2 separate regions of the Homo sapiens genome follow, and region 1 is linked to region 2. Evidence: read pairs that join two places in POLR2A ChIA-PET (ENCODE). Cell type or tissue: Caco-2. All regions are shown on one strand. Links, peaks and the distances in the headings refer to the core of each region. The heading gives the core; the rest is flanking DNA. Region 1 overlaps CTCFL (CCCTC-binding factor like). Region 2 overlaps PMEPA1 (prostate transmembrane protein, androgen induced 1).

Region 1 (15,725 bases), core at 5,432-13,431, 150 kb before region 2:
AAACACAACTACACTACTGTTTTAAGAAGAAATATTTTTAAAAAAATAGTCAACTTCAGGAAATTCAACTTTTATAAAACTTTTATAAAGTTAGGCTGAAGCCTACATGGTCCAAGGATCTAGCTAGCCATGTGCAGTGGTTTTTAAATGTCCTGAAATTCTTTGATGCTGTTCCTTTCAAAAGAAACTTCATTCCCCACTCGAGTGTGGGTGGGACTTCATGGTTCATTTCTTGTGACTAGAATGTGCCACTTTTTTTTTTTTTTTGAGACAGAGTCTTGCTCTGTCGCCCAGGCTGGAGGCCAGTGGCACAATCTCAGCTCACTGCAACCTCTGTCTCCTGGGTTCAAGTGATCCTCCCGTCCCAACCACCCAAGTAGCTGGGATTACAAGCGTGCACTACCACGCCTAGCTATTTTCTTTTTTTTTTTTTAAAGTAGAGACAGGGTTTCACCATGTTGGCCAGGCTGGTCTTGAGCTCCTGGCCTCAAGTTATCCACCTGCCTTGGCCTCCCGAAGTACTGGGATTACAGGTGTGAGCCCCCACAGCTGGCTGTTGTGCCGCTTTTAGGACTAGACTGCAAAAGGCACCATGGCTTCCTACTTGCACTCTCTCACTTGCTCTGAGTCAGGAGGACACTCAAGCAGCCCTGCAGAGAGGTCCCTGTAGCAAGGAACTGAGGCCGGTGCCAGCAGTTGTGTGGCGGAGCTGTCCTGGAAGTGGATCCTCTGGCCCCAGTCCAGCCTTCGGATGATGCAGCCCTGGCGGACATCCTGACTGCAGCCTCAGGAGTGGCCCTGAGCCAGGACCACCCAGTTCAGCCACTTCCGAGTTCCCAACCCAGAGAATCTGTCAGGTGATAAATGTTTGTGGTTTTAAGCCACTCCATTTTGAGGTAATCTGTCATACAGAAATAGATAACTAATACAACACCTAAAAGAATAAAACCATAAATGTATTGCTTAGTCCAGTACCAACAGCACTATTCTTTTTTTTTTAATTAAAAAAGTTATTTTAGAGACAGGGTCTCACTCTGTCTTTGAGGCCAGAGTGCAGTGGTGCGATCGTGACTCACTGTAGCCTCCAACTCCTGGGCTCAAGTGGTCCTCCTGTCTCAGCCTCCTGAGCAGCTAGGCCTACAGGGGTGCACCACCACAACCAGCTAATTTTTTTGGAGGGATGGGGGTCTCCCTGTGTTGCCCAGGCTGATCTCAAACTCCTGGCCTCAAGTAATCCTCCCACCTTGGCCTCTCAAGTAGCTGGGATTATAGACACCAATAACATTATTCTAGGGACATCTGAAAAAATGTGTGAAAACTGCATTCTCTCTGTCAAGTAGCCTAAATCTAGTTCACTGTTTGAAAATATTACACTAAAAGGTGGGGTTCTTTGGGGAGTCTGATAACTCCCTATTGTAAGATTTTGTGTGTTGGATTGTCCTTTTTTTTTTTTTTAGGGGATGAGGAGACCACACTTTCATAGGATTCTTCAAGAATTTTGTGATTTTAAAAAACTAATAACCACTTTCCTAAGGCATGACAGATGCTCCTGAAGTCCTGGCAGGTTTCTATAATCGGGTTTAAACTCTCCTGGTGTGACACTGTCCTCCTGAGATAGAGGGATCTTTCCATGGGGGATTTACTGTGACTTAAGTAAGCTTACCCAGCGGGAAAAGCCTTTGCCACACTTGGAGCATTTGTAAACAGTCGGGATGAAATTTGCATCGTGGTATTTCCTGAAGTGAGCGTTTAGAAGTTGCTTCTGTCGGAAACATTTATTGCAAGAAAGGCAGGTGAATGGTTTCTCTCCAGTGTGGGTACGAATGTGAGCGGTCATATGACGTTCCTAAGAGGGAAGGGGAAGAAAGCAGCTTGTCTAGTTCAAAGGGTTTTCTCGATATTAGACACTGTTTATCATACAATACCTTTTATTTCCCTCCCCAAAGATGAGTCCACTATTAAGCAGAATTACTGCAAACACATTCTGAACAAGGCAGCATTCACTCTCAGTAAGTGGCCGCCTAGGAAACAAAACTCGTATGCAGCAGCAAGTGACAAAGGTCTTGCAGTGGATTCCTTGCTGGCTCTCCTGTCCTGTTGGGATGTGGGAGTACACACCGCAGGGCGTGAAAGGATGGTCCTTTGTCCTCTCATTACTGGGAGTCCTCCTTCTATACAACTATTTACAATTACCTGAATTTACAAAGGGCAAATAGAACCTGCAAACTTAAAAATCAAATGTCAGAGTTTAAATTCAGCAGACCTTTGGGGTTGCAAGTACCTTAAGTATCAACATTTTTCCATTTACTTCCCAATAGTATCGTAACAGATCTTAATACCGATTTTTTTTTTTTTTTTTTTGAGACAGGGTCTCGCTCTGTCACAATCATAGCTCACTGCAATCTCAAACTCCTGGGCCCAAGTGATCCTCCTGCCTCAGCCTCCTGAGTAGCTGGGACTGTGGACGCATGCCACTATGCTCGGCTCAGTTTGTATTTTTTGTAGAGACAGGGTCTCACTATGTTGCCCAGGCTGGTCTCAAACTCCTAGCCTCAAGCAATTCTCCTGCCTTAGCCTCCCAAAGTGCTGGGATTATAGGTGTGAGCCACTGTACCTGGCCTAAATAGAGATTTTATCTTAGACAGGAGAAAATAATTTGGGAAATCAGGAAAAAAATATGTATGAAGTCAAGCAAAAGTACACATTTTGTTTTATTTAAAATGTGATGATTATTTGGATTAAATATATATTCGGCCATTTCTGCATTACTGTCAGTGGCCTAACTGATGCTCTTTCTTCTAATCTTTCTCTCACCCAATTCACTAAACACCCTCTTCCATGCACAGCTTTCACCTCATCACCCTCCTTTGGGACAGCATCTCTGGCGCTCCCTGCTGGGAGCCTGACTCTCCAGGACCGCGGCAGCCAGGAGCACCCAGCAGTGCTCCAAGCCTCTGCCCACGGCCATGACCTGCCTGGCTGCTCTCTACTCCCACATACCTGCTGTATGCCTGCTCCAGGGCCCCTCATCCTTTCCAAGTCCTATCCATCTTTCAGGAAGCCCTCCTAGTTCATTTGAATAAGTATGAGCCTGAGGCCTCAGAATATTCTTTGTTCAAAATCTACCAGAAAAACTCCTTTTCCCTTATTCAAAGCATTTACAGTTTACAGCCCACACTTCAAAACACACAGTAAGCACTGATTTTCACCTTTGGTAACCAATAGCATGCAATACTTTGAAGCAGTGTTTTGGTTTTCAAACTTCTACTCTGAGGGCCTTTTATACTTTAAAAAATTACTGTGGCCTCTGAAGAGCTTTTATGTATACAGGTGGCATGTATTAGTATTTACTTTCTTAGAAAGCAAACCTGGGGAATTCTTAAGTGTTTTTTAAAATAAAACAATTTATTAACTCATTTAAAAATAAAAACAAACCAACTACATATTATTTCTGTAAAATTATCTATTTTTCAAAACAAAAATAACCTAATGTCTGTCTTAATAGATAAGGTTTCCAGTTAAAATACAGGCTGCAACTACTTGTATATAAAACTATTTGTTGTTGTCTGAAGTTCAAATGTCACTAAGTGTGCTGTATTTTTATTTGCTAAGTCTGACAGCTCTATTAAAAGCATTCGGGGCCAGGCGCGGTGGCTCACGCCTATAATCCCAGCACTTTGGGAGGCCGAGGCGGGCAGATCACGAGGTCAGGAGATCGAGACCATCCTGGCTAACATGGTGAAACCCCATCTCTACTAAAAATACAAAAAATAAGCCAGGCGTGGTGGGGGCCGCCTGTAGTCCCAGCTACTCAGGAGGCTGAGGCAGGAGAATGGCGTGAACCCAGGAGGTGGAGTTTGCAGTGATAGCGCCACTGCACTCTAGCCTGGGCAACAGAGTGAGACTCCGTCTAAAAAATAAAAAAATAAAAAAAGAATTCAGATGGATTCCTATCTCTGCTCTTCCCTCAGTCCACTGGAGTATGTTAAGTGATAAAGAAAATTTGGTCTCACAGACATGTAGTTTGAAAAGAGAGCAACATTTTACTAGCTCTTCCAAATAACTGTGGGCATTCTTCTCTGCTATTACACTAAAATTCAGTTAGTAGTAATTTCTTTTTTTAGGGTCTCACTCAGTTGTCCGTGCTGGAGTGCAGTGGTATGAACACAGCCTACTGCAGCCTCAACCTCCTGGGCTTAAGTGATCCTCCAACCTTAGCCTCCTGAGTAGCTGGGACAGATATGCACCACCACCCACAGCTAATTTTTGTATTTTTTTGTAGAGACAGGGTCTCATTATGTTGCCCAGGTTGGTCTTGAATTCCTGAGCTCAACAGTTCTGTCCATCTCGGCCTCCCAAAGTGTTGGGACTATAGGTGTGAGCCAGTGTGTCTGGCCATGGTAATTTCTTACCATGGGTTGCAATGTGGAATCTGAAACCGTGCCAAAGAACTTGTGCTCCTCTGCGACATTATAACCTCTTGGTCTATCTTTTACTTTGAATGGATCTTTTACCTGTGTGTGAGTCTGTAACATCATGGATTGGTCATTTGGAAAATACTAGTTCACTTGAGTTATGCAGATCTTCTAAATGCTGACATATTTCATCACACAATATAAAAGTTGCTTTAAAAAAATCACTCTAATCCCCCCCCTTTTTTTTTTTTTGAGATGGAGTTTTGCTCTGTTTCCCAGGCTGGAGTGCAGTGGCGCGATCTCGGCTCACTGCAACCTCTGCCTCCCAGGTTCAAGCAATTCTCCTGCCTCAGCCTCCTGAGTAGCTGGGACTACAGGCGTGTGCCACCACGCCCAACTAATTTTTGTATTTTTTAATAGAAACGGGGTTTCACCATATTGGCCAGGCTGGTCTCAAACTCCTGACCTCAAGTGATCCACATGCCTCGGCCTCCCAAAGTGCTGGGATTGCAGGTGTGAGCCACTGCACTTGGCCTACATTGTTCATTTTTTAAAAAAATGTCCACCAACGCCCAATGACTGAGTAAACAGAATTTGTTTATCTTGTTCCTTTCTTAGTGAAAATGACATTCACTGAGAAAGTGGCTACTTGAGCTGGAAATTCAAACAAACCCCCAGGTGCTTTTCCTCCAAGCTTTGGAAGACAGTGGAGGTGCGTATGCCGGCTTCTCATCTCATCACAAAGATTATTAAAAAGAAAGTATTCCAGGTAAAGACTGAATAAAGTTAACAACTTTAACTGCCTCTTCAAGCACACTGTCATGTAAAACTGCCCTTTATTTTTGCTGCCAGTGTGTGAAGGTGAAGAATACCACAACCACCAATTCCACTGGGTGTCACTGCCTTGATCCGGGCTAAGGACCACCACTACTTTGGCACCAAAAGTGCAAATGTCAATGTCTCAAAAGGGCAAATGACACCTTTCCATTATCATAACAAAGGCTTGGCTCTTGTGGGGCCCTAGTTGGTCACAGGGAGCTCTGGGGATATGTGAACATACTTTAAGAACTGTTGTTTTGAATGACTGGCTCACAGTTGCTTTCTGGTTATTCTGAATAGGCTACTCTATTAAAAGCATGACTTTTCTCAGTATCTTCAAGGTGGTAGAGAATCCCACCCAGCCCTCCATTCTTCCATACACCACTGCCTCTCCAAATTAAGTAAAGTACAATACCTGCTTGCAGGCATAACTGCAGTGTTTGCACTTGAACCTCTTCTCATTCTTATGAGTTTTCTGGTGCTGAATGAGGGCATAGCGTTCATGGAAGACAGCAGAACAGTAGCGGCATTTCAGCTCTGCAGCGCTGTAAGCATGCAAGTTGCGCATATGCACACCTAAAATGGTCACAGAACATTATATACTTCAAGAGTGTTGTTTTCTGTTAGCCTGCTTCCCCTCTCCTCTAAACCGGGGTTTCTCAGCCTTGGCGCTGGAACATGCTAGTTCCTTCCTGGGCAGGGCAGGGTGGGCTATCCTGTGCATTGTAGGATGTTAAGCAGCATTCCTGGTGTCTGTCTACCAGATGCCAGCAGCACCTCTTTCTCCCCGGTTGTGAAAGCCAAAATACCTCTAGATATCACCGCCTGTCTTCTGGGTGGTAAAATCATTCTCAGCTGAGAACCACTGCTTTAAACGAACAGAATGCTGAAATATCATTTTAATACTCTCGGTATGGAGTTAAATGTTATATAAGGTATGTCACACTGGACCTAAAATGTTCATTGAACAAAGCACTTTGAGAACTATTATGGGGTAGGTGAATTTTAGGATGATGTTAAGGTGGTTTTATATAAAAAGATATAATATCTTTATTTTACCTTAAATAATCCACTCGTTGTTAGAAGTCAGTGCCCTGTTATTTCCTATGTTGAAATTAACCTGAGACACATGGTAAGGTCTGGCTGGGTTTGCTCATCTAAGTCTAAAGCATGATGGTCTTGTGATACTTGTGTAAGAAGCCAAATGACAATGGACAGCTGTGTGATGGAGCTACTCCACCTTACCCACAGTGACTCAGACATTTAGAGAGCTTGATTTCTCATACAGTCATGGGAAGGAAGAATTAATGTGTTTATAAAGCATCTTATAGGGCTATGTGGAGTGTATCACCCACTGGCATGAGATGGATATAAACCATGTTACTTTGCCATGGTGTCAAAAAAGTCTAGCAACTGGCTAGACTTGTGCCCCACCAAGCCCCACTGGACTGTGTTTTGTGATGTGCTGGTATCTACGGCAACAATGACAGAATGGTCCAGATGAAAAATAAAAGTGAAGACTTTGTGGAACACCTTTCGCCTTTCAGAAAGGTTTTCAAAAAAATTCATCTCATCTCCAGAATCTCTTTGGGCAAAAGGGTCAAATTTTTTGTTCTGCTAACATATTTTTGTGTATCACAGTGTCATATATTTTGGAAAGAGAAATAAGATCATGGAAAAGGGAGGCCCAGGAATCCTGAAACAAAGAAGAGGCTCGTTCACTCACGCTTCCCACACCCTCCCTCCCATTGCTCAACACTGGCTGGCTTCCCCACAGGCAGTATCAAATCCCAGCTCCTAGGCCTGCTGTTCCAAGACCCTCTGGATTCCCTCTCCCACTCTGTGGGGTGTGACAGTTAAAAGGCTCACCGTGGTAGATGCGGATTACACGTTACAGGCCCGCCTCCTTTCCCGAAGTGACTGTCTTAAGGGGAAAACTGTGTCTTTTGAAACTTCTGCTTCCAAAACTTCTTAGGCCCACAGCCAGGGTTTAACAAAAGCTTGCTGGGTGCCATAGATAGAGCACTGATAAATAGGAACCCAGAATCCAGCCACCTCCTAGCACCCTTGGTTCGTATGACTCCCAGGCAGGTTACTCTATGTCTCTGATCCCCAGTGTCCTCATCTGAAAAATAGGCCCAATGTGGAATGAAGTAATACCCATCTGTGAAAGGTCTTATCACGTGCATACGGAACAGGCCTGGGCCCGGATTCTAAAAACATGCTATAAAATGCACTTATGAGATGCAGCCACCAGATGGTGCGACAGGACTTCTGGAAGAAAATTCGTCCCAGGGCCAAGTTCCCGAAGACCGGGCCTCCCAGTATCAGGGCCAGTACTTTGCAGGTTTATAGGACCACGCTCCAAAGAGCCAGCAAATGCTGTAGTAAAAGAAAGATCGCTAAACCACTCACGTAGGTCGCTTTTCCGTGCAATGATGGTGGCACAATGGGGACACTGGTATTTGGGGACATTTTCGCCGTGTTTCTGCAGAATATGTATTTTCATGGTCCCGCTCTGGGTGAAGCGGGTGTGGCAGATGTGGCATTCGTAAGGCTTCTCACCTGAGATGCAGACAACAAAGTGATTCCCCCTCCAGGCCTGATCCTTGCCAAAGGCCACCTGTGCTGAAAGTGTTTTTTTTTTTTGCCCCAAGCCTCCTTTATCAACCCCCTTCTCACCGGACAACCCCCAATTAGTATGAGACTCCCAAATCAAGCCCAGACAGCTTATGTCAAGTACAGCTGTGTCCATGATGGACCAGAGACATGACTTCCCCGCATCTGGTGGCTACGCAAGAGTTCAAGGTGGTTCACATCCATGGGGCTGTACGAATAACCAAGAAGTACACATAAATGTATTCTTAACACAAGACATCAAGTACCTCTGTTACAAAAGCAGCACACTTTATGTTTTGCCTTAAAGTTGAAGAATGAATTAAGGAGTTGACTTTTATTTATTTTTATTTACTTTTTCTTTTTTTTTGAGACAGGTTCTCACTCTGTCACCCAGGCTGGAGTGTAGTGGCGCAATCCCGGCTCACTGCAGCCTCAACCTCCTGGGTTCAAGTGATTCTCCTGCTTCAGCCTCCCAAGTAGCTGGGACCACAGGTGTGCACCACCAGGCCCAGCTAATTTTTAAATTACTCGTAGAGACAGGGTCTCCCTATGTTGACCAGGCTGGTCTCAAACTCCTGGACTCAAGGGATCCTCCTGCCTCAGCCTCCCAAAGTGCTGGGATTACAGGTTTGAGCCACCATGCCTGGCCAGGAGTTGAGTTTTAAATACCTGAAAAATCTACGGAAGCAAATACTTTGTGTTTTACTCCACACAGTGGGGTTGTGGCACAGTATCTATGCAGACTCTCTTACTGCTAAATAAAGGTAAAAGTACAGATCAAGATTCTTTTATCATGAAGGCACGCAAAAATCCACTTTTACCTTTGAACTTTAATTGTGCCAATAAAAAGTAATTTTTTAAAGCTTGCTTTAAGAGTTAACACTGTAGGTATCAGGCCTTCAGCACCAGAGCCCTTACCTGAGTGCGTTCTCATGTGGCGTTTCAGCTTGTAGGTATCTCTGCTGGCATAGCTGCACTGGCAACACTGAAAGGGGCGCTCCCCAGTGTGGGATCGGACATGGCGCTTCAATTTACTTGCCTAATAAATACATAAATGATGTTCGTTGCAATAGAAACTAAAAAATGGCAGAGTCTTCCATTAATCAGCATTGTAAAAGAGATTTAAATTAATCATATTTTAACATCAGAGCACCAGAGCATATTTCACTCACTGAAAAAACATGAAAAAGTCATCACTTTTGATCATCTGTTATGGGTGATTTTATCTCATTTGATGTGTGTGTGTATAAGCTCCTTTAGGGAAAATGAGCAGCAGTTCTGAGAGACTTTCGCGTTCACCTTCACTTTAAGCCTACCTGCCAAATGCCATACAAGATTTTGTTTTCATTTCTAAGGCAATATATGCTCAATAGTTACAAAATTTAGATTACACTGTAAAAGCACAAAGGCAAACATTTTTTTTTCCTTGCATAAAGTGAAAATCTTGAAACTCTAGCTCTCGTTGGGTGTGGTGGCTCACGCCTGTAATCCCAGCACTTTGGGAGGCTGAGAGGGGTGGATCACCTGAGCTGAGGAGTTTGAGACCAGCCTGGGCAACATAGCAAAACCCTGTCTCCACCAAAAATTAAAAATGAGCTAGGTATGGTGGCACACACCTGTGGTCCCAGCTACTCGAGAGGCTGAGGTGGCAGGACTGTTTGAGCCTGGGAGGCTGAGGCCGCAAAGAGCCAAGATCACACCACTGCACTCCAACCAGGGTAACAGAGTCAGACCATGTCTCAAAAAAAATAAAAATAAAAATAAAAACGAAACCCTAGCTCTTTAATGGAGGAACATCTGTATGTCTTGCCTCATGGTCACAAGTCCTGCAGACTCCACCCTGGCTGGCCCCACAGTAACAGTGTGAGTGGAGGAAGGTGTCCCTGGCTATTCAGCATTGGTGCCATGTGACAGCAGGTTCCTAAGAAGAATTAAGTTTTAAGTAGAAGAAATTAAATTCTAATTTGAGTAATTATGTATCCCAGGCAATCAGTTAAATAGCAAACAACATAATACCTCCCATTTGAGCATTCACTGCCTGACTCGTTGATTGCCTTCTAGAACTATTCTTATTCTGTATTCGTGTATCACAGGCCCTTATCTACTGCTAGCAGGAAATGGGGGCATCAGCTACACGTGGACTACAGACATCAGGAAGCTGCATCAGTCCTGCTGGTGACCCAGGGATGCCACACTCCATCTGCCTCCCCAGTAAGTGATGAGCGCACAGAAGCCTAAGGAACACTCGAGAACAAAAGAAAGCTTAGAATGGAAAACAACAGCCAAGCCAAAAAATTTCACTTAGGTTTTCAGAAGAAAAGTGAATGCCTTCAAGTATATTAGAAAGCAAAACAAAAAGAATTTTAAAAACTGTATAGCATGAAAGTTTTGAGGAGGATAAGTGGTGTGAATGAGCAAAGAAGGCCATTAAAAAAGACTCTGGATGACTCTTAAAGGTGGGATGGGAGGACAATGGGAGTTCAAATGCTTTTTTTTTTTTTTTTTTGGAGACGGTGTCTCACTCTCGTCCAGACTGGAGTGCGCGATTTCGGCTCACTGGAACCTCTGCTTCCCAAGTTCAAGTGATTTTCCTGCCTCAGCCTCCTGAGTAGCTAGGACTACAGGCATGTGCCACCACACCTGGCTAATTTTTTGTATTTTTAGTAGAGACAGGGTTTCACCATGTTGGCCAGGCTGGTTTTGAACTCCTGACCTCAAGCAATACGCTCACCTTGGCCTCCCAAAGTGCTGGGATTGCAGGCGTGAGCCACCGCGCCCGGCCAATTCAAAAGCTTTTTTAAAAAAAGGGGCACATCTGCACCACAGCTTTGATACGTTCCTGCTGCCATTTTTGTCACGGGATGGGATGAGGGAACAAACAAGCATGGCAAGACTTGAGGAGACTGCAAAAATGGGGGGCTATGGCAGCAATAGAGACCCCTGTGCTGAGGCTACCCCCCACAGGCTGCGTGCAGACCACTGGCACTGGGGGAGGGTCTCGTGGACCTAGGAAGTTTGTACTAAGCACCGGCAGGACACCAACAAAAAGTCCACTCCAGGCTTAGGATCCCCAGGTGACTCTGTTCCCTGATCCCTCCATTTTGCATTCTCATACTACAATCACAACCTTTAACTCAGATGAGAAATAATTTTTTTAAAAATAGTAACAGCAGAAAAAAGTTCTTGGAATCAAATTCTGACCCTAACCATGAAATTTCCCAATTTGTGAAACCCGGCTGCACTGTTACTATATTTAATCATCAGCTGTTCCCTTTAACTTAGTTCCATTTGGGTGTACTGTTGACCCAGTCCCGACCAGGCTCAAAACCGGGCCTCAGCCTGTTTCCCAGCACACAGTGAGACCCTGACAATTAACTGGTGGAAACTGGTACTGACTAGTAAAAGCAGTGCTCTGCCTGTTTCACGTGAGTACCGCCAAACCTGTTAGAAGGTACAAATAAAGCAAATTAATTAAAATGACTATGGCACACCTGAAGTTTGAAAAGGGTGGTCTCTCTGTAATTAAAAACAGAAACGTCTACGCTTAAATCTTCGAGCAAGCTGCTTTGTATCTAATCAAGCTCAAAAATTTCAGCCAACATTGAGATTGGATCTGCATTCTACGTTAGAGCAAATACATTTTGATTTTGTGGCCCAGAGTACTAGATAAAATGCAGAACTTTTAAACAAATCTGGGACTTATTTCTTGACCACAGATGGTTTATTTGTAATTTGTAAACCTTTACATATTATTTTCACTAATTAGTAATCAAAGAAACAAAGAAATCCAATTTTCTATTTTAACTTCATAAAAGAGAATGCATATTATTTCCTGCATAAATTTTATATGAATAATAAAAAGCCTGTTTGTAACAGATTCTACTGTTAGTTACACTTGGAGTAACTTGTACAGCAGCCTCTACTAAGATGCCATGAAGCTTCAAGTCCAAGAATGGCTTTACCTCCACACTGGCATACTTGCACATGGAACATTTAAAGGGTTTCTCATGAGTATGTTTATAGCGCCTGTGTCGGACGAGTTCTCCACTGGTGACAAATGCCATGTTGCAGTCGTTACACTTGTAGGGCCTGGTTCCTGTAAAATCACATAGTTCATACTTTCAAAACAAGACTTAACCAGAAACATTCCAAGGAATTCATAGCTTTTTAATTACACTCAGTCTCAAAAATGCTTTAAAAATTAAGAAGAGGCTCCTTAAACTATAAATACCACAGATGCATGTGAGAAAAATCTTTGTAACAGTATTTTTAATGGAAATTCAAGAAAAAGAAGACAAAACTAAAGTATAAAATGTTACACGATTCTACTGTAGAAACAGGTGGATTCACATTCTTAACATAAGCCTTAACACACATCATTCCAGAGAAACAGCCTTCCCGGCAGTTTTACCTGTGTGGGTGTTAACATGGTTCCGCAGCAGAGTGACCGTACGGAAGGTTTTCAGGCAGAGGTGACACAGGTGAGGCTTCTCACTGGTGTGAGTTTTCATATGACGATTAAAACTTGACATTCTAGAAGAGGTGAACATGCAGACATCACAGTGGAAGGTTCCTTTTGCTCCTATAGGCAGGAAATAGTTTATGTATTTGTTAGAGGTTCAAATTCCATTTAAATACTTGAAAGTAAATCAGCACATCGTCCTTTCAACTAACGTGGGAACTGAACAATAGCACATGCTATTTATATCCACAAGCTGATCGAAGCAATTCAGGACACCATGTTCCTGGATAATGAACAATGCATTTTCGCTGTTTCAAGATGGGCCGATGTCTGTTTCTGGGCACAGAGTGGACTAGGTACTCTGCTCATCCTTCTTGCTGAGAAAAACAATGCTAGGGAGGAGATGCCTGAACATTTCAGAATGTCTTGTAGACCTAAGGAGAGATGAGAAAAGGCACACCGCCTACCTGAAGTGGGGCGCCCAAGAAATGTGGCCCTGCATTCTCTGTAGGGTGAACTAAAGATAACCCGCCCCATCTCTGCATCCTTCTCTCTAGCCAGGGGACTGCAAGAAAAACCATCTAGAATGGTGCCATCCAAAACCACAGCCATAAGTCATGTGTGACTCTTAAATTTGGACTTAAACTAATTAAAATTAAATATAATTGAACATTTAGTTCCTCTGTTGTAAGCCACATTTCAACTGCCCAAAGGCCACATGGAGATAGTGGCCACCGTACTGAACAGGGCAGATAAAGACCATTTCCATCAGCAAAAGAAGTTCTCTTGGATGATGCTGGTCTAGCACTGATGGAGAGGTGAAAACATTTGCCCTAAGAAGATGGCTCCAAAGAGGGAAGGTGGCCCCAGTGAGCATGTCCTGGGTGGTTCTAACAGTAACCCTTGGGGGATCTGGTTTAAGACAGTTTTTGACCATCACTGCCTGGCAGAAATTAATATATACCATCCCTTGAAGAACCCACTTTCACCCCAGGCTTCAAGGGATTCCCACAGATAACAGTAAAAAGAACCAATCAGCTCACAGTGATAAATAAGATGCCAGTGCAAGGGCAGCGGAAACAAACAGAAGACTCAGACCTACAAAGACTTCAGATGTTGGAATCATCAAATACAGAATATAGCTGAGTTGTTATTCTCAAAATCCATCCCTCCATAAAAGCAATGAAAACAACTGGCAAAAAAATGTCACAAGCAACTTTTTCAGGACACTGGAAACTAACTGGAAGCTTCCAGCAACCAGGGGAAACAATTTAAAAAATCTAGCTGATTCTCAGTAAAAAAGAGAGCTTGGTGGAATTCTAACTTATTCCGGTTCCATTCTCTGCTCCCTAGCTCAGGGGTGGCCTTGAAAATAACAATCCAAGCTATATTAACAGAATGATGAAAAAAACAACAACACAAGATCATCTCAATAGATGCAGAAAAAGCATTTCATAAATCCAACACCGTTTTCTTGATAAAATACTCAACAAACTTGGAATAGAAGGTTTATGGGTTGAGTTGTGACCCCTGCAAAAATACATGAAGTCCTCATGCCAGATACCTGTGAATGTGATCTTATGTGCAGAAAGGGTCTTTGCAGATGCAATCAAGCTAAGCTGAGGTCATGCTGGATGAAGGTGGGTCATAAGCCAGTATGACTGGTGTCCTTATAAGAAGAGGAAAAGAGATGTAGAGACATACAGGAATAATTCCATGTGATAACAGAGGCAGAGATTGGAGGAGTAATGCATCTGCAAGCCAATGAATGGCACGACTGCTGGCAATATCAGAAGCTAAGAGAAAGGCATGAAATATATTCTCCCCGACAGCCTTGCAAGAGAGCATGGCTTTGCCAACACCTCAATTTCACACTCGTAGCTTCCACAACTGTGAGAGGTATGTTTCTGTTGTTTGAAGCCACTCAGTTTGTGGCACTTTGTCATGGCGTCCCTGGGAAGCTAACACAGTGCCAGTTAAAAATGGGCCAAAGATTTGAATAGCCATTTTTTCCAAAGAAGATACGTAAGTGACCAATGAAAACATGAGGAGATAGTCAACACCTTTCGTCATTAGAGAAATGGAAACCAAAACTACAACGAGATACCTCTTCACACCTGCTAGGATGGCTATAATTAAACAATAACAACAAATGGAAAACAAGCGTTGGTGAGGATGTGGAGAAACTGGAAGCAACACACACTGCTGGTGCAAATTCAAATTGGTGCAGCTGCTATGGAAAATAGTGTGGTAGCTCCTCAAAAAATTAAACATAGAGTAACCACACCATCCAGCAATTCCACTCCTAAGTATATACGCAAAAGGACTGGAAACAGGTGCTCAAACAAAAAACTTGTACACAGATGGTCATAAGAACACCATTCACACTTGCTGAAAGGTGGACACAATTGCAGTGTGCATCAGTGAATGAAGGGATAAATAAAATGTGCTATACCCATACAGGGATTATTACTTAGCCATTAAAAACGAATGAAGCGCTGACACATACTACAATACCAACAAACCCTGCAAACATGATGCTAAGCTCAAGAATCTAGACACGAAAGGCACATGGTATACATATATGATTCAACTTCTGGAAAATGTCCAGAACAGGAAAATCTACGGAAACAAAAAGTAAATTAGTGGTAGCCAGGGGCTAGGAGGAACAGAGTAGGAAGTGACTGCCTAATCGGTACAGGCCTCTTATTGGGGTGATAAAAATATTCTGGAATTTAGACAGTGTTGATGGGTCTACAAATTTGAATATATCAAAAACCTAAAAATGAGCTAGAAATTGTAAAACTTGGGGTGCAAAGCTCTTGATTTAAACATATGAGAAACTACTATGTACCAAAAGGCTGCAAACTCAACCACCTATGGAAGGCAGAGGCAAGAAACCTAAGTGAAGGGCCCTGACCACATGTAAGAATGGGGTGGTGGTGGCAGTGTTTGGTTGGCATTCTCCTTTTCTAAACTGAGTCACCTTCCAATCCCAGGCACCTGATGCCAGGAGGAAGGAAAACTGTGCCAAGTGTTGCCAGATATAATTTAAAAGAGCTAGAAATTGAAATTTTGGGGGTGAAATATGTTGATTTAAATAAGTGAGAAACTAATATTTTTAAAAAATAAGCCAAACAAATTATTTTCATAGGACAAATTCATCCTGTGGGCTGCTGGAATGAAATCTCAGTTTAATATGGCTTTAATATTGCTTCAGGGTCTTCCTAATCTGGACCCATCCACCTCTCTGAGCACCCACCCAGCTCTACAGACACAGTAGAGCTCTCCACCCTCAGATACAAAGTAAATACTTCCAGAGCTACACGCCCAGACCACTTCCTAGTACTTGGAATCCTGATCCCCATCTTAGTGGCTTCTTTGTCCTGGACTCACCTAAATATCACCTC
Region 2 (15,725 bases), core at 3,006-11,005:
CTCAGAGCTCAGGGTCTTACCTGAGATGGTGAGGCAGGTGGGTGAGGCACGAGCTCTTGTCTCCATACAGGCAAGAGGGGACCCCCAGGGTCACCCTGAAAAGGGGCCATGGTCGGATAGCCATGCCAGGGGCAGAGCATGGATGGGCTGGGGGGATGTAGACTGGGCCCGGGACAGATAAGAGCTGTATGTGGATCTCTATGGAAGGCCGCGGGGCCCAGGGACTCCTGTCTGGCAGGGGGTCCCCAGGGGAGCTGCCACATTCTGCTTTAGGCCTAGTGAGGCTCCACGTTTACCCAGCCAGGCATCCCGGGCGGCTGTGCAGGCGGCTGGGTAGACAGTGGGAGGAGACTTTCTATTGGCCGAAGGTGTGACGGAATCCTACCCCTTCCTGGCAGCAGGATCCCAGGTGCCGTCTCCTGCTCCACAACAGTGAAGCCCCTGCAGTCGGCCTCTGGGTACGGTACACTCTCCACTAACTGCATCCTCCCCATGACCACGGGCCGCACAGGCCTAGCTTCAACCCACTGTGGAGATGCACACACTGAGGCTCCGAGGGGCAAGGTGAGTCCAGCCTGGAGTTAGTGCCCCTCCAGGGCTGGTGCCTTCTGGAATGTCCAGGCACCGTCACTCTCCCCAGCACTTGAGGGAGGACGGAATAGGCTGTGGGCTCTTCACACCGGCAGTGACAAGCAGTGTGGCCTCCGGCAAATGTTCCACCTCTCTCATCCCCAGTTTCTCCTCTGGAAAGTGGGGTGAACCCCTGAAGTCCCTGATGGCATCCCTGGGCAGACGTAACCAGTGCTTGTTGCTGGAGTGGTAGCAACAGCAAATAAACACGTCGGGGCTTGAGAGCAGCAGGTCTGCAGCACGCCCTCCGGACAGCGTGCTGGGACGCACAGTGGGCCCCGGGTCTGTGGGCCAGGCATTCCCATCAGAGGTCCCAGGGCTGATGCTCCTTGCCCTGGCAACCTGGTGACGCACTGAGGCTGGGGCCTGATGCAAGCAGAGGTGTCCAGACCTGCCAGGGACAGGCCTTCCGGCTAGGGACTGTGGCCAACAGGCTTCTCAGCTGACTTGGCTCAGCCCAGGGACTCTGGGCGCCACCACCAACCCCAGGCGTCCCCAGAAGTGGGGAGGCCACACTCAGTGCTGCCTGTTCTGTGAGTCCTCCCCACACCTGGTGAGCCCCGGCTCAGAGACGTGCCGCAGCCCCAGGGCTGGCCACGTGCCACCTCCTCCCCACAGTTCCCAGCCTGCTCTTTAAACAGCCGCTTCCTGCCCCACGTGGTTGAGTTACACATCCTGGGTGCAGAGATGGAAGCCATTAAGAGATTAACTCTGTGCCGCCCTTTGGTCCACCTGCTGAAGGATACCGAACAGCCGGGCTTCAGGCGGCCGACATGGAGCCGGGAGTTCACCGTCAGAGGCGGGCAAGTTCCCACCGACCCAGATCTGCCCTGTTTGCCCCTGACTTTGTGGAGATTCGAAAGGGAAATTCTTGGGGTTTCCAGAACACCCACCAATGCTCACAACTCTGAGAGATCAACACCCAGGACTGTAATGGAGAGCGGGGTCCCTCCTGCAGGGCTCTGTCCTCCTCACACTCCCGCGCCCACTTCACCTGGTCCTGCACAGCACGGCCTCAAGAGCAGCTCGCCCCAACTTCCTGGCCACGGCCCTCGGCTTCCTTCATCCGTGCACCTGCTCCTGTCTGCGCCCATCCAACTCACCAGCAGCACCCCCTGGGACTGGCTCACAGCCACTTCCCAAACGCAGGGGGAATTTTGCATACCCCGTGTGTGTGCTGGGTAGAGATCTGTCAGGTGGATGGATGGATGGATGGAAGTGCTTTTATAGCCAGTAATGACCAGACCCGTGCTCTGTGCTAAAGCCCTGAATCTCTGGGGAGGTGGATGTGACTGTCAGCCCATTTTACAAATGGGGGATCTGAAGCCCCATTTTGTAGATCAGGGACAGGTCTGAGGGCACGTGGCCAGTACTGGTGGAGATGGGATTAAACTTAGGCCCCGGGACCTGGTGTCCTGTTGCCTCTATGGCTCTCCAAGGCATTGTGACCACATGACCAGATGTCAGCATAGCACGGGCACGAGGGCAGGGCCGCCACCTCCCTTCCGTCTGGGTCAGGGCTGCAGGACTGCAGGCACCTTTCCCACCACTACCCCGGTGGGTAAGAGCCAAATGCCGGCCCCTCGTCTCCACCATCCTGTTGTGTCAGGCCTCTGTGTGGACCCAGAATGCCTTCCTGTGCTGCCTGCCCCAGGTGCCTCCCTGCTTTCAGCCTCATCTCTCTAGGTCTGTCTCCACTCAGCCTCGAGAGATGTGGGTCAAGACGGGGGTCAGCTTGCGCTGCTTGTGAGCCCAGCCCTGCCTCCCTAGCCGAGGGTTCCTCGCAGAGGCTCCCCCAGGTCCCAGTGGTCGCATCTCCTGCATGGCGCTATCACCACTGGGCGTCTCATCTCCCTCCTGGAACGTCAGCTCCATGACAGCAAGGACCTGTGTGCTGCCCTCTCCCCAGGCCCTGCACAGAGCCTGCGACCCGAGGCTGCTCGAGAGTCAGCTGAGTGCGTGAGTGGATCACGAAGCCTCTTCCCAGCCCAGCTCTTCATTCCCCACGTTCCTCCAGCATCTCTGAGGCCCGCCTGGCGGGTGCTTTCCTCCCATTTCAGGGGAGGAAGCTGCTGTCAGGTGGGCTCCCCAGCCCCTGTCTTCCTGCCCTGAATCTGTTTCCTGCAAACGCTGCCATTGGATCCCGTCTGAGTTTTTACAAGGGGCGTCCCACTGCCGCACCCTCAGGCCACAGATGGGATGGCGGGGCACTTACTGAGGACAGGGCATCTTCTCTCCTCCGCCCCTGGCTGTGCCGGCTGATGAAGGACCGTGCAGACAGCTTGTAGTGGCTCAGCAGGCACGTGATCACCACCACCATCACCATCATCACCACCACGATGATGATGATCTGAACAAACTCCAGCTCCGCTGTGGAGACAAAGAGGGACACGTGAGACCCTGGACACCTGCAGGTCGCTGTGCTCAGGGCTCAGCCCTTTTGAGCTTTTTCACCCACCTAGGGGGACGAGAGTGCAACCCAGACTCAGGAAAGCCCCCGCCACTCTCCCGGCAAGGTCACAGGCGATGCCTGGGGCTGGGGTACGTGCAGGGAAGCTGCTCTCACGGCGGAGGAGGGGGTACTGCTGGCTGGGAGAGCACCTCAAAGGTGTCCTGGGACCCAGACACCCCCTCTGTAGGGACTGACCGGAAGGAGGTAACGGGACAGGCAGGAGGAAGGCCCTGCTCTCTGCTCTCAGAGCCTCCTGGAGCCGTTCTGCAGATGCACAGCGTGAGCTGACTGGCAGAAAGGGAGCCCTGCGCACTGGCTCCTGTCGCTGGGCAAAGGCTCGGGCAGACGGTCACAGACCCTTCTTAGGGGCCCAGGGAGGGAGCAGTTGGGAGGAGAAGGGGACCCCTGAGTGCGGAGAGAGGAAGTTGGCACTGAGTTTGGGAGTGAAGCTTTGTGGAATTAAACAAAGAGGAGCTACATGTGAACGTGTGTACACAAACCTATGCACACCTGACACTCCTACACATATGTCAACACACCAACACTCCTACACACACAACACCAACACAAATGCCCCAACACTCCTACACACACAACGCTCCTAAGTACACGTCAACACCAACACACACCCAACACTCCTACACAAATAACACCCCAACACGTACCCCTAACACTCCTACACACAAAACACCCCAACACTCCTACACACACAACACCCCAACACTCCTACACACACGTCAACAACGCTACATACTCCAACACTCCTACACACACGTCAACACCAACACATGACCCAACACTCCTACACAAATAACACCCCAACACGTACCCCTAACACTCCTACACACACAACACCCCAACACTACATACTCCAACACTCCTACACACACATCAACACCAACACATGACCCAACACTCCTACACAAATAACACCCCAACACGTACCCCTAACACTCCTACACACACAACACCCCAACACTCCTCCACACACAACACCCCAACACTCCTACACACACGTCAACAACACTACATACTCCAACACTCCTACACACACGTCAACACCAACACACGACCCAACACTCCTACACACATATCAACACCCCAACACACACCCCTCAACAGTCCCACACCCAAGTCAACATCCCAACACACACTTCCCAACAGACACAAACACACACAGACACAGCGCACCACACGTGCCCACACACACACATCCATCCCAGGACTCACAAACACACGCCACGCTCAACAGGACGGGGGTGTCAGGACCCTCCTCTTGGTGAAAAGGCCTCAGAAAACCCACATTCCAGATGGCTGCGGATGTTGCCATTCGCATTTTCTAAGGTTGGGTTTTTTTGTTTTTTCTTTTTTGGTTTTTGATTTGTTTTTCCCCTAGAAGGCGGAAAAACCCTCAAGTGCTGGAATAGGAAGAAGGTTATTTTGATCCTGCCTGAGCCGGGCAGTTTCTGCTGACTCAAGCGGGTCTGTGCCGAAGCGGCCTCGGCAGCTGGCCGAGCACGGTGCCAGCAGAGCCCCCAGCAATGGGCAAGACGCCGGGTCCCTTGGAGTTGACACGGCAGAGTGGGCACCAGCCGGCAGCGTCCGGGGCCAAAGCTCCTCCAGCTTCGCCCTGCCCAGGACACCCTGCCCAAGGTGTGCAGGAATGTGACTCCCCAGACCCCGGCTGGCATGGGGGCAAGGAGGACTCCCCAGGGCTCCCTGGCACTAACAAGCAATTAGCCAGGCTCCCTGGGGGCCCCAGTTCAAGCCCAGTGCCACTGACTCAGTTCCTCCTCCTCCCAGGACCGAGGAACCAAAGCCGGGGGAGGGGGATCGGGGTGGGCAGGTGTCAGGTGGCAACTGGAGAAAAAACAGGCCGTGCAGAGCCGATGCCAGGCGCTCGGGCCATCAGACAGCCCAGGCAAGCACACTCCAAACCCGGGGGGCCCAGCCATCTCCTGCCACCAGCCTCGCTCTCCCCAAGGCAGGAAAGCAGCCCATCCTAGGTGGGAATGTCACTGTCTGTGAAGTGGCAGACGCCTCTCCACACAGAAGCACTCCCACACCTGTGTCCACTGCCACTCCTTCTTCCCCAACAGGTTTTCCAGAACTTCCCCGTCTCGGGCACTTTATGCATCTGTGCCACCCTCAGCGCGCCATTGTCTACACTGCTACTGAGCCAGTGTTTCTCAGCTGGGGCCGCGTCTGCACCCAGGGCTCAGCGTGCCACTGTCTACACTGCTACTGAGCCCGTGTTTCTCAGCTGGGGCCGCATCTGCACCCAGGGCTCAGCGCGCCATTGTCTACACTGCTAATGAGCCAGTGTTTCTCAGCTGGGGCCACGTCTGCACCCAGGGAACATGTGGCGATGTCTGGAGCCATTTTTGGTTGTCACAACTGGGGGGTACTCCTGGCATGGAGTGGGTGGAGGCCAGGGGCTGTGGTAACCGTCCTGCACCGACAGGACTGTCCCCCATGACAAAGAATGATCCAATCCAGTCGGTCATGCTGTGGGCTGAGCACACCTAAGAACGGGCGTTTTTATTATCATCCCCATTTCACGGGTGAGGAGACACGGGCTCAGAGGGAAAAGTGATTGCCTCGAGAAGTCCAAGACCCTAGAGCTGGCGCGTCCTCCCACTAGGCTTGGTGGGGCTTTCCCAAGCCCCGAGAAGGCTTCGGCCCTGCCTGCTGGGAACTCAGGCCCCAAGCCCTGGGCCGCCTGTGGGACACCCGCATGTTCCTGGCCAGGAGAGATCAGGCTTCAGACCCAGGTCGCTGTGGCCACACCTCCTGTCTCCCCAGACAGGCAGGTCCAGGGCCGGGGCAGCCTGGCCTGATTCTGTAGGGCCCAGGTCCGTCTGTTAGCACTCAGGATAAAGCCGCATTCAGGGTACACACAGGGCTGGCTTTGTGTAACACCCACGCCCCCCCACCCCCGGGGCCTGCAATTCCCTGCCCCCCAACCCTGTGCACTCTTCACCCCAGTTCCCCCTTCCCCAGCTGTCTCCAGGGGCCCAGCCCACATCAGCCCTGGAGGGAGGGAGGTGTGTGGCTGTTTTTGTCCCTGTCCCGGGCCCTGGCAGCCCGCAGGACCCAGACAGCAGTGAGACGGTAGCTGGGGCTGCAGGGCCGGTGGGATGCAGGGGCAATGGAGGAGGCCCCTGCAGACTGAATGGGTGTGGACAAACCCTCACGGCTCTCCTGGCCCCGCCAGGCTCGGCCCCAGGGGCAGGGGGATCTGACTTTTGGACGTCTGTATCCACAGAGTGAGAAAAACGCTCCCAGAAATGAGCACCGGGCTCAGTAGCGCATAAGAGCGTCACCCTGGTCCCTGGGCCACCAACTCCCATTGGGTCACTGGCCCAGGAAAATTCACATGGGAGAGGAGAGAGAAAAACTCTCTAGAAAAGAGAAACTACAACTGACTGCTGGCTAGACTTGGTGAGCCAAGGGCCTGGGTCCAGGCTTAGGGAGATGGAGATTTGCAAGGGTTGCCGAGACTACGGCTCAGGAGCACCCTGGAGAGGAGCAGGGTGGTGGCAGGGAAGCACAGTGGCTCTCTCAGAGGGCCCGGGTCCCAGCCTGGCTCTTGGGGGCCCTCTCTGAGTCCATCGCAGTCTCCCTGTGTCAGCGGGGGGACGGTGGGCAGCAGGGGGACAGTGGGCAGCAGGATGTGCGGGGGACATGTGCTCAGCATGTAGTGCTCCCTGGAGGTGGACCCAGACACGGGATGCTCAATTCCATCCTGGCTCCACCAGAACAAGGGTGGCCCAAACCCATCCACCCTCAAAGAGACATGACCTGCTCTGGAATCGCAGAGGGAGCATCTAATGGAAGACCCTGGAGGGCTCCCTGTAAGGTGGGCACTGAGGCTTTTGGTGCAGGGCACGGAGTGCGGGGCAGAGTGGAGCACAGGCAGAGGGTATAGGTGAGCAGAGGCCGGAACCCAGACCCTCCTGGATGCCCCTGGACATGCCCAGACCTGGAGGTGTTGAGGGGGGCAAGAGAGGTGCTCCAGCCAGCAGCCGGGTCACCCCCACCCATCAGGAAGGCAACACCCTGGGCCAAGGAGGCCCCGAAATCTCCATCCAGCTCCAGTCAAGCCCCACCGGCGCGGATGCTGTGCGGGAGGAAGGCTGGTCAGGCACAGCAGCATTGGGGCCCACAAACAGGTCCAACGAAGACCACCCTTGGGCATGGGGTGAGGAGGCACCTTCCACGCACTTTCACACCCATGGTGCTGCTTCCAGGAGACGCTCAGCTTTAGGGGACAGGAATGCATTCTCTGGGGAGTGGACCATGCAGTGCCTGCTGGCGAGGTCGGTCGCAAACCAGAGACCCAAGGGCACGCGCACCGACCGTCCCTGGCCCCAGCCGTGTTCCCACCTGGCATCACGGGAGCAGGGCTGTGGGCAGCCACCCTCTCCACAGGCCTGGTCCCGGGACTCACCTGGCCTGGGACAGCCACGCCCTGACACTGTCGGTCCCCACCCCACACCACCCCAGGGATGCCTGAGACTCAGCATGCGGGCCTCTACGACGCACTGATCAGGGCCCACTCAGGCCGAGTTCATCAAGCATGGGCTCCCTCCCCACACTAAGTCCCACACATCCCTCTGGGCAGGCACCGTGAATCCACCAGCAAAGACCCCTTGGGGGAGAGAAAGGTGCCTCCCCGCAAAGGCCTTGGAGTCAAGTTCAAAACATGATGTGTGTATGAAGCGGCACCAATATAAACACGGCTCTCCACCCGCGGCAGCTCGCAGAATCCTCTTCGTGCCTGCATTTGTTCCGAGGAGCGCAGGGAGGCTGCTGGGGCCCATTCCCAGTCGCAGCTTGAGAGCCGGACTCTCAGGATCAGATGCCTCGCGGGCAAGGGAAGGAACCCCAGCAGGACTGCCAACGCGAGGCGGAAGGAGAGAAGGCCCAGCGCGGCCGCATCCCTCCCTCTCTCCAGAGGACCCTGGAGCCGGCTGTGAAGCTGTGGTCCTTTAAGGCTGGAACCTCATTTAAGAGTTTTAAAAGGGCCAAGCAGGCCACACCCAAGGCATCTGCAGGGCAGGCGGCTTCAGGACTTCTGGCCAAGAGTTGGGCCCCAGGTCACTTAGTGACTACTGGCAGATATGGAGCCACACCAATCCTGCCTCAGTTTCCCTAATCTGACAGACTGCCCCTTTACCAAGGCATGGACAAAGACATCCCAGATCAAATGCCCAGTATGACACCTGCAGGGGTGGGTCCTACCACTGTCCCTGACCTAGGCTCAACTCTGCTGTGACCACAGGACACATTGCCAAGCAGTCATAGGCCACAGGGGACAGAGCAGGAGAGGGCACACCCAAACTCACTGTAGTCACTGTAAGTATTGTCATGATTCTAACACATGACCCGGGGCCACTGAGCTGAGCCTCCCCAATTTAGGTAACATCACCATGCCCATTTTGCAGATGAAGAAACTGAGGCTTAGGGAGAAGTAGCCCTAGAAGATGCAACTAGGAGCAAGGTTGAGACTTGAGCCCAGAGCCGCCATATAGGAACTCAAAAGGGGGAAGGGTTTCATTCTCCTGCTAAATTTTCCTAGCTCGCCCACGGCGTTAGTCCGCCCGCCCCCTGCCCCGGGAATCTGAGGATGTGGTTCTGATGTTCTGGTCCAGTCCTCGTGCATCCATTGTCTGTGTGATGCTGTGCGCATCTACCTCCTTGAGAGGAAGTTACCTCATCTGTCAAAAAAAAAAAAAAAAAAGAACCAACCGGGGCAGGGGTGAAATAATGGATGCGAGAGCTCAGAACGGGACAGAACGTAGCACACTCAACTGTCACCATTGTCACAATTACTGACACTCCTCTGGGGACAAAAAGCATCCCTCGTTCCCCTGATGGTCCCTGGAAATGCTGAGGTTTGCTGGGCTGCAGAGTACAAGCCTGCTTAGCCAGGTGTTCCCTGACTGGCTTCTGTCCCCAAGGTGGGAGATTTGAGCTCAAGTCAGTCCCAAAGGTCACCCAGGATGGTGGCTGGACCCAAGGCCCCTCAGGGGCTAACATGCGCTGGATCCCATGTTTATATTGGTGCCGCTTCATACACACATCATGTTTTGAACTTGACTCTGAGGCCCTTGCGGGGAGGCACCTTTCTCTCCCCCAAGGGCCCGCCGTGGCAACACAAGCCGCTGGGAAGGAGAAACATCTCGCTCTCATTTCATTCTGGGCATCAAGGCTGTGCTCATCACTTGGAGGGCCCGGGGGCTCCTGCCATTTTTCTTCGTAATTTTTCCCTTGGGGAGGGTGATGAATGCAGCAGGCTCTCGGGGGTGACCAAGCCCATCTTCCAAACACAAAATAAGGTCACTCTAATTTAATTTAGTGTCCTCTTTCCTTGTGAATAATTTCACATTAACAGGTTCGTGTGCCTCGTTGGAGAGGCCCCATCCTCCTTTTCATGGTCTCCTCCAGAGACAGGCACAGTCCCTCTGGGAGGTGCGGGCACAGCTCTGCCCTGTCCTGTTTGTCCTACACTGGCAGGAGAGGAACCGTGAGCAGGCCACTCCCTAGATGCCATGCAGGGGGGCCGAACCCTTTATGCACATCATCTGATTGAATTCTCACCGTCATTCTGTGAGGTCCGTACTTATGGGACCCCCACTTTGCAGATGAGGAGACTGAGGCTGGGAGAGGTGAGGCGACCGCCAAAGACCGCACAGTCCAAGGCTCAGAAATGAGTTCCTCTGACCCCAAAGCCTGACCGTTTGCCCGACCCCCAGCAGTCCTGAGTGTGATTATCCCAAAATGCCAGAAACAGCGGGAGATTGAGCCAAGGGCTTGTGTTGAATGTGACTGATCTTGGGGTCAGTAACAAGTGCCTGGCGTGTCGCCCCCAACGCAGTCCATGAAGCTGGTATTCATGGCCTGTGGTACCCACCTCTGAGCCAGCGCAGAGCAAAATCCGGACGGTGAGGAAGGAAGCGGGTGCCAGGAGTTATGGGCACCTGCCATGGCATAACACAGACGCTGACAGCTGCCCTCTCCTCTGCCTCTTCCTGTGTGCCAAGCCCCTCACCACGAAAGACTTCACCCTGTCTCTGAGTTTTTCATGACAAGCCCCGAGGGGCAGCATTGCCCCAATCACAGGCGAGGGGACGGGCCTGGAAATAGTTTCCAAACTCCGAAGCAGATTTGTGACACGGGAATGATACACACGATGGCACGTGTGCGATACAGAAATATAATTGCATTAAATGACCTCGCAGTGGACACCCACAGCGTCCAGAGCTGGAAGGCCTGTACGGGACATGGGCCTGTGGAGTGAAGATGGTGGCTCCCACCTCCAGCTGTGTCTTTGGTGCAGTCAAGGAGACGATGGTCAGGTGCCTGCATTTGGGATCCAAGGGGACCCCACCTTTCAGTTAGAGCTCAGGTAAGGCAAAGACACTATTCTTTCCCATCCAAGTTTCTGGACCTCTGTTCTTGGGGGCAGAGCCTGGACCTGAACTGAGGGCAGAGCAGGGGCCTCAGGGTTCAGATCCCTGTTGGGACGTTTCATGGCTGTAAACGGGGAGAGGGTCGCTGGAAAATTTGTTAATGTGCAAGAAGAACCCACCCAGCCCACGGGGGCACTAGGCGGGGAGGTGCGGCGGCGACTGAGTTTCTCAGAAATAACGGGGGCAACAATGGGGTGCTGGGGCTCATTTCTCTCTCTTCAGCTGGGGAGCTGGGAGCAGAGTCCACCCGGCTCCTGCCGGCCCCATGGAGGTTTCCAGACCAGACGACCCCCCTCCACCGCCACCCCAACAGTCTGTCCCAGGGGAGGGGCAGCTGGCGTCCTTCCTGGTTAACAAGCAGCCAGTGCATGGGGCCCTGTCTGGCCTCCTGGCCGCACACCGAGGAATTAGGAATTGGCGCTGTCTGAAATTTATGAAAATCTAATCTTGTTAGGCCTGCCTGGATGAGACCCGCCTGGCGGGGCCTCATTGTCATTCTGCAGAGCCCCAGCGGCCCTGGGGTTCCAGCCACTTCATTTACTGCCCTCTCCCCTACCTACCCCCACTACATTTGAATAGGAACCCAGCTCCCTGCCACCCCACCCCAGCCCCCCGAATTTTAAGTACAATCAAACCAGCCGTCAAAGGAATAACTTTCTGATCACTCCTGGTGCCATTTCAAACACCCCCGACGGCATGTCTATTTCTTAGGGTAAGACCTTTTATGGGTAAAAAAATTTGCTCTGTCTTCCTCTTGAGGTTTGGGGGGCGGGCGGCAAATCTAGGCCGGTTTTCTCGTTTTTAAAACCAGACTGTACTGCTTTCAGAGTGCTTGCTTTGTGGCAAGCACACGGCTGAGCACCTGGCACCCGGACAGGTGAACCTGGGACACTGTCCCATGTTGGGGAGGGACGCTGAGAGGGGACAAGTCACGTGGTCAGCCAGGGTGGGGACTGGGGCCCACATCAGGGCCTGCGCTGGCTCCCTGCCCTGCTGTTCTTGGTAGAATCTTGGGATAGAGGTTAACAGCATGCAGCTAGCACCCAGTGGTCCTGGGCTCAAGTCCTCGCATTGCCATTTGCTGTGACCTTCAGTAAATCTCCTGGTACCCTCATCTGAGAAGAAAACGGAGAGATAACTAAGTCCCCTGTACACAAGGTTGTAGCAAGAACTACGAAAGTTAACTTCCCGGATGGAACCTCTTGAGTCAAGAACTCCAAGCTCTGGGCTAGGCTCCTCCTACGCCTGTCCCCTGTCCCCACAAGACATGAGCTGCAGGCATCCAAACTCACAGTGGGTGGAGAAGGTTCCCTTAAGCAGGCCCCGGTCCAGCGCCATCACTTATGTGCAGTGTAGGCTGGAGCACCTCTGCAGAGTGAAACAGCAAACTCTGGATATTTTCAGGTGTGAACCTTTGCTCCAGCATATAGACAGCTGGGTGCTGATCACCCATTTCCAGTTCCCCTGGGCTCCTCCCCCATGTGCTCTGTTCCAGCCACTTGTTTTCTGTTCTATAAAAGCACCATGCATGACCCACCTCAGGACCCTGGCACGTGCCATTCTTCCTGCCTGGAATGATTTTTCCTCAATATCTTCATGGCTTGCTCCCTTCATTGCCTTGATCCCGGCCCCCAGGTCCCTGCCTCAGACTAAAACAGCCCTCTGCCCTCCAGCCTCCAGGACCCCCATCCCTGTGCCTGCTTTACTGATCTCTGCAGCCCTGATCTGGAAGCTGTATATGACCCACCCAACACTGCACTCTCTGCCTCTCCCCTCTGGAATATCAGTGGCTCAGAGCGAACTCATTCTCCATGGTGTCCTCAGCACCTAGAATGGTGCCTTCCCCAAGGCAGGCACGTAATGACTACACTGAATAAAAAAGCACATTTATTTATTTATTTATTTATTTATTTATTTATTTTTGAGACAGAGTCTCACTCTGTCGCCCAGGCTGGAGTGCAGTGGTGCAATCTTGACTCACTGCAACCTCCACCTCCTGGTCAGGCAATTCTTGTGCCTCAGCCTCCCAAGTAGCTGGGACTACAGGCACCCGCCAGCACGCCCAGCTAATTTTTGTATTTTGAGTACAGACGGGGTTTCACCATGTTGGACAGGCTGGTCTCGAACTCCTGACCTCAAGGGATCCACCCACCTCGGCCTCCAAAAGTGCTGGGATTACAGGCGTGAGCCACCGCACCCAACTGAAGCTCATTTATTCTGGTGTACACAGATGAGTGTGCAAGAAGGCCCCCTGCAGGTTTGCACAAAAGGTCACAATCAACTGGGAACCACTGAAATGTCCCTGGCAGGGATGACACCACCCTGGGAAGCACAGCCACCGGTCAGTCTGTATCCTCACGGGATGAGCCCAAACTGGGTTAGAAAAGAACAACAAATATGTTTTTAAAAATACAGGTGAAACCTTCTGATACACACCTATATTTATGAGTGACTGTCCACGTCTGCACAGACCAGGGACCAGCAGGGCATGCATGAAACTGCCAGCTGTGGGTCCCTCGAGGAGGGACCACAGACACCAGGGGACATCCCTTCCGTGTAATACATTTCTGCAATCTCAGCATTTTGGAGCACATATAATTATATTTATAGTAAAAGAGGGAAAAAAAAAAGATTTGAGAAGCATCTGTCAGTATCCAAAACAGACAGCTGCTCCCATAACGAGGCTTCCCAGGTGGTCTCTGCGGAGGTGCTGTCACCCTGGGCTGACAAGGGCTGCTGCGGGAGGGGCTCGGAATTAGGGTGGGAAGGCCGGACAGTCTCTGCCTGACCCTAGGAGCACAGATACTGCACTGGGAATGGGTGGGGCAGGGAGGGGCACCTGACCACCCCTCCACGTGCCCTGGCTGAGGGCCCCAAGGTGGCATCCAGGCACCAGACATCTCGCTTCCTGGGCCTTCCCTCTCCTGGCCTGGAGGTAGGGGTGGGGTGGGGGGGGTAGTACATGGAGCCAGGCATGCAGGCTGCCCTGTGGCACCCACCGGTCCACTGTCTCTCCTTCACTGGGCCACTCCAGGGAGGAAGGTGTCTTCTCTAGGCCTCCGTGGTGCAGCACAGCTAATGGGCTGGCAGATGATGGTTCTGAGTGTGCTGTCTCACCACCCGGCCTCAAGCCCCAGGATCCACACTCATGCCCGCTGTCTAGAGACCACTTCCACCTTTTCTTCACCTGGCTGACTCACCACAATCTTTCCTCCCTCCTTCCAACCTCCCTCCCTCCTAGGTGCCAGGATCAAGGCTGACACGCCTGACAAGCCTCCACCCTCAGGTCGCATGCACACCTGCAATGCCCCGTCGGCCTTGGTCTTCCCCTTCCAGGCTCCCACACTAACTCCCACTTGGCCCCCTGCCCTATGGTCTGAGCCTGTCAGGCTGGGTGTGCCTGACTCCGCGTTGTATTCCGTCCCCAGCCAGCACAGACCCAAGGGATTTCAGAGATCAATGAACGGCACATACCTGGCCTCTGTGTGCTTCTCTTTTCACTGGTACCCTGTTCTAGTTTGCAAAGGCCCACTCAGGTTAGGGGCGGGCTGCCTTTTTATACCACCCAGAGAGAACTGTGCAGAACCCCATTCATTTCCGAAGCTTTGGGAGTTCCTGAGCAACACAGAGAAACACGTTCTTCCCCACCGCCCCCCCAACCCCCAACCAGTGTCCCGAGTCATCACACAGGAGGTGGACCTGGAGGAGGATGCAGCGCGGCCGTGGGTGAGCCCTGCGTCTGAAAGTGCATTCAGGGAACAGGAAAGTAAACGGTCTCTAGAATCATTTTAGAACCTGATGATTTTAGAATACTCCTCCAATGAGAAAAGACAAAGCTGTGCCTTTTATCCTTCTTGCTATTATCCAAATGGAAAGAACTAATGGGATTTTTGTTTCTATTGTCACTGACATCGAACACCTTTAAACATCCACTGTCAGCAAAATATCAGTCACCGTTTGAATTATTGGCAGAACGGAGTGAACTCACAGTGAGCGAGCAGTCAGTGGACATGTCGGAGGTGCATAACATCCGAAAGTTATTTAAAATAAACCAAATGTGTTTGTTAATTGAGGAGAGTGGACGACAAATGGGGAACGGGTGGGCGTGGGTGAGTGAGTCCGTGGTGGTGTTGACGGCCACAGTCTTCTTGGAGGATATTGAGCAGTGCCTGTCAACATTACACAAGCACTTCACCTTTCAACCCTGCAAGTTCAACTTCCAGAATCATATCCAGTGGAAAAATTCACAGAAGGGCCCAAAACGTATATATAGATATACACAAAACAAATATGTATATACACACACATATATATCCCTGTTCATATATATATATTGCATGGGGTGTTTTTCAAATGATCAACCAGAGACCATCTAAATGCCACCAAACACACCTTGGTACATCACATTATGGGATGAGGCCATTAAAACTGATGACATAAATCTACGCTGAGCTCTGAGCAGGGGAAACTGAGCTTGGAGCTGGATCATCTCTATTGTGGGGCCGTCCTAAGCAGCAGGGTGTTCAGCAGCAACCTGGGCTCTACCCACTAGAGGCTAGAAGCACCATCAATCCCCATTGCGACACTCAAAAATGTCTCCAGGGATTGCCAAACGCCCCCTGTGGGGCAAGTCACCCCTGGCTAAGAACTGCTGGTCCACTGTCTGGCTCCCAGGAATTGAATCCAATTCAGTCTGATAATGGATGGATGCTGGCAATTATTGTGGGGCAGAAATAATGAAACTGGAATGGTAAATAAAATATGGATCCATTTTTATAGCAAAAATGAGGATAAAAAATTAAATTGTTCATGATGACTTCTTCTAGATGAAGGGGCTATCCCTTTTACTTTTTTGTATTCGTAAATTGTTTGCATTTTTATAACAGGCATAACACTTCTAATTTTTTAAATCTTAATAACATACCAGAAAGACTCTCGCACGCGCACGTGTGTGCCTGCATGCACTCACATGTGTGTTTCCAACCGGCCGACAGTGACGCACGTATGCCCTCGCCACTCGGCAAGCACCTCGTGCTCCTTGGTAACCAGCAGATGTTTCTCTCAATTACTGATTTTCAAGAGCCTGGTGTTTCCTGACATGAGCCAGGATGGCGGGCGGCGCCCAGGGGAGGGGAAGTGAACCGGGGCTCCGTTTCCAAGGCTCT

Evidence for each region. ChIA-PET counts read pairs that join two places held together with the same protein. Peaks named below come from ENCODE experiments on the same cell type or tissue, not always from the same donor. Only the 100,000 strongest peaks of a DNase experiment are listed, where the experiment ranks them.
Region 1: POLR2A ChIA-PET joins it to region 2 with 6 read pairs; 1 of 35 experiments calls an interaction of 5 or more read pairs at or near these places.

The regions. Positions count from the first base shown.
Region 1 is chr20:57,506,943-57,522,667 of GRCh38, forward strand. CTCFL (CCCTC-binding factor like) reads right to left here. Exons shown (of 11, transcript NM_001386993.1): 4 at 12,265-12,435; 5 at 11,816-11,949; 6 at 8,772-8,892; 7 at 7,650-7,799; 8 at 5,650-5,810; 9 at 1,664-1,846. Among named protein-coding and RNA genes, the nearest start is that of CTCFL, 10 kb to the right of the region's middle. In Caco-2, for the core only: CTCF peaks have their summits at 7,504 (motif pointing right) and 7,703; a DNase peak (open chromatin) is centred at 7,499.
Region 2 is chr20:57,656,698-57,672,422 of GRCh38, forward strand. It overlaps PMEPA1 (prostate transmembrane protein, androgen induced 1), which reads right to left. Exons shown (of 4, transcript NM_020182.5): 2 at 2,846-3,000. Among named protein-coding and RNA genes, the nearest start is that of ZBP1, 44 kb to the left of the region's middle. RefSeq lists enhancers at 1,039-1,168, 5,020-5,892, 7,152-7,666, 10,172-10,788. In Caco-2, for the core only: no CTCF peak of the experiment used is centred there; DNase peaks (open chromatin) are centred at 3,424, 7,344, 7,574, 8,039 and 1 weaker place.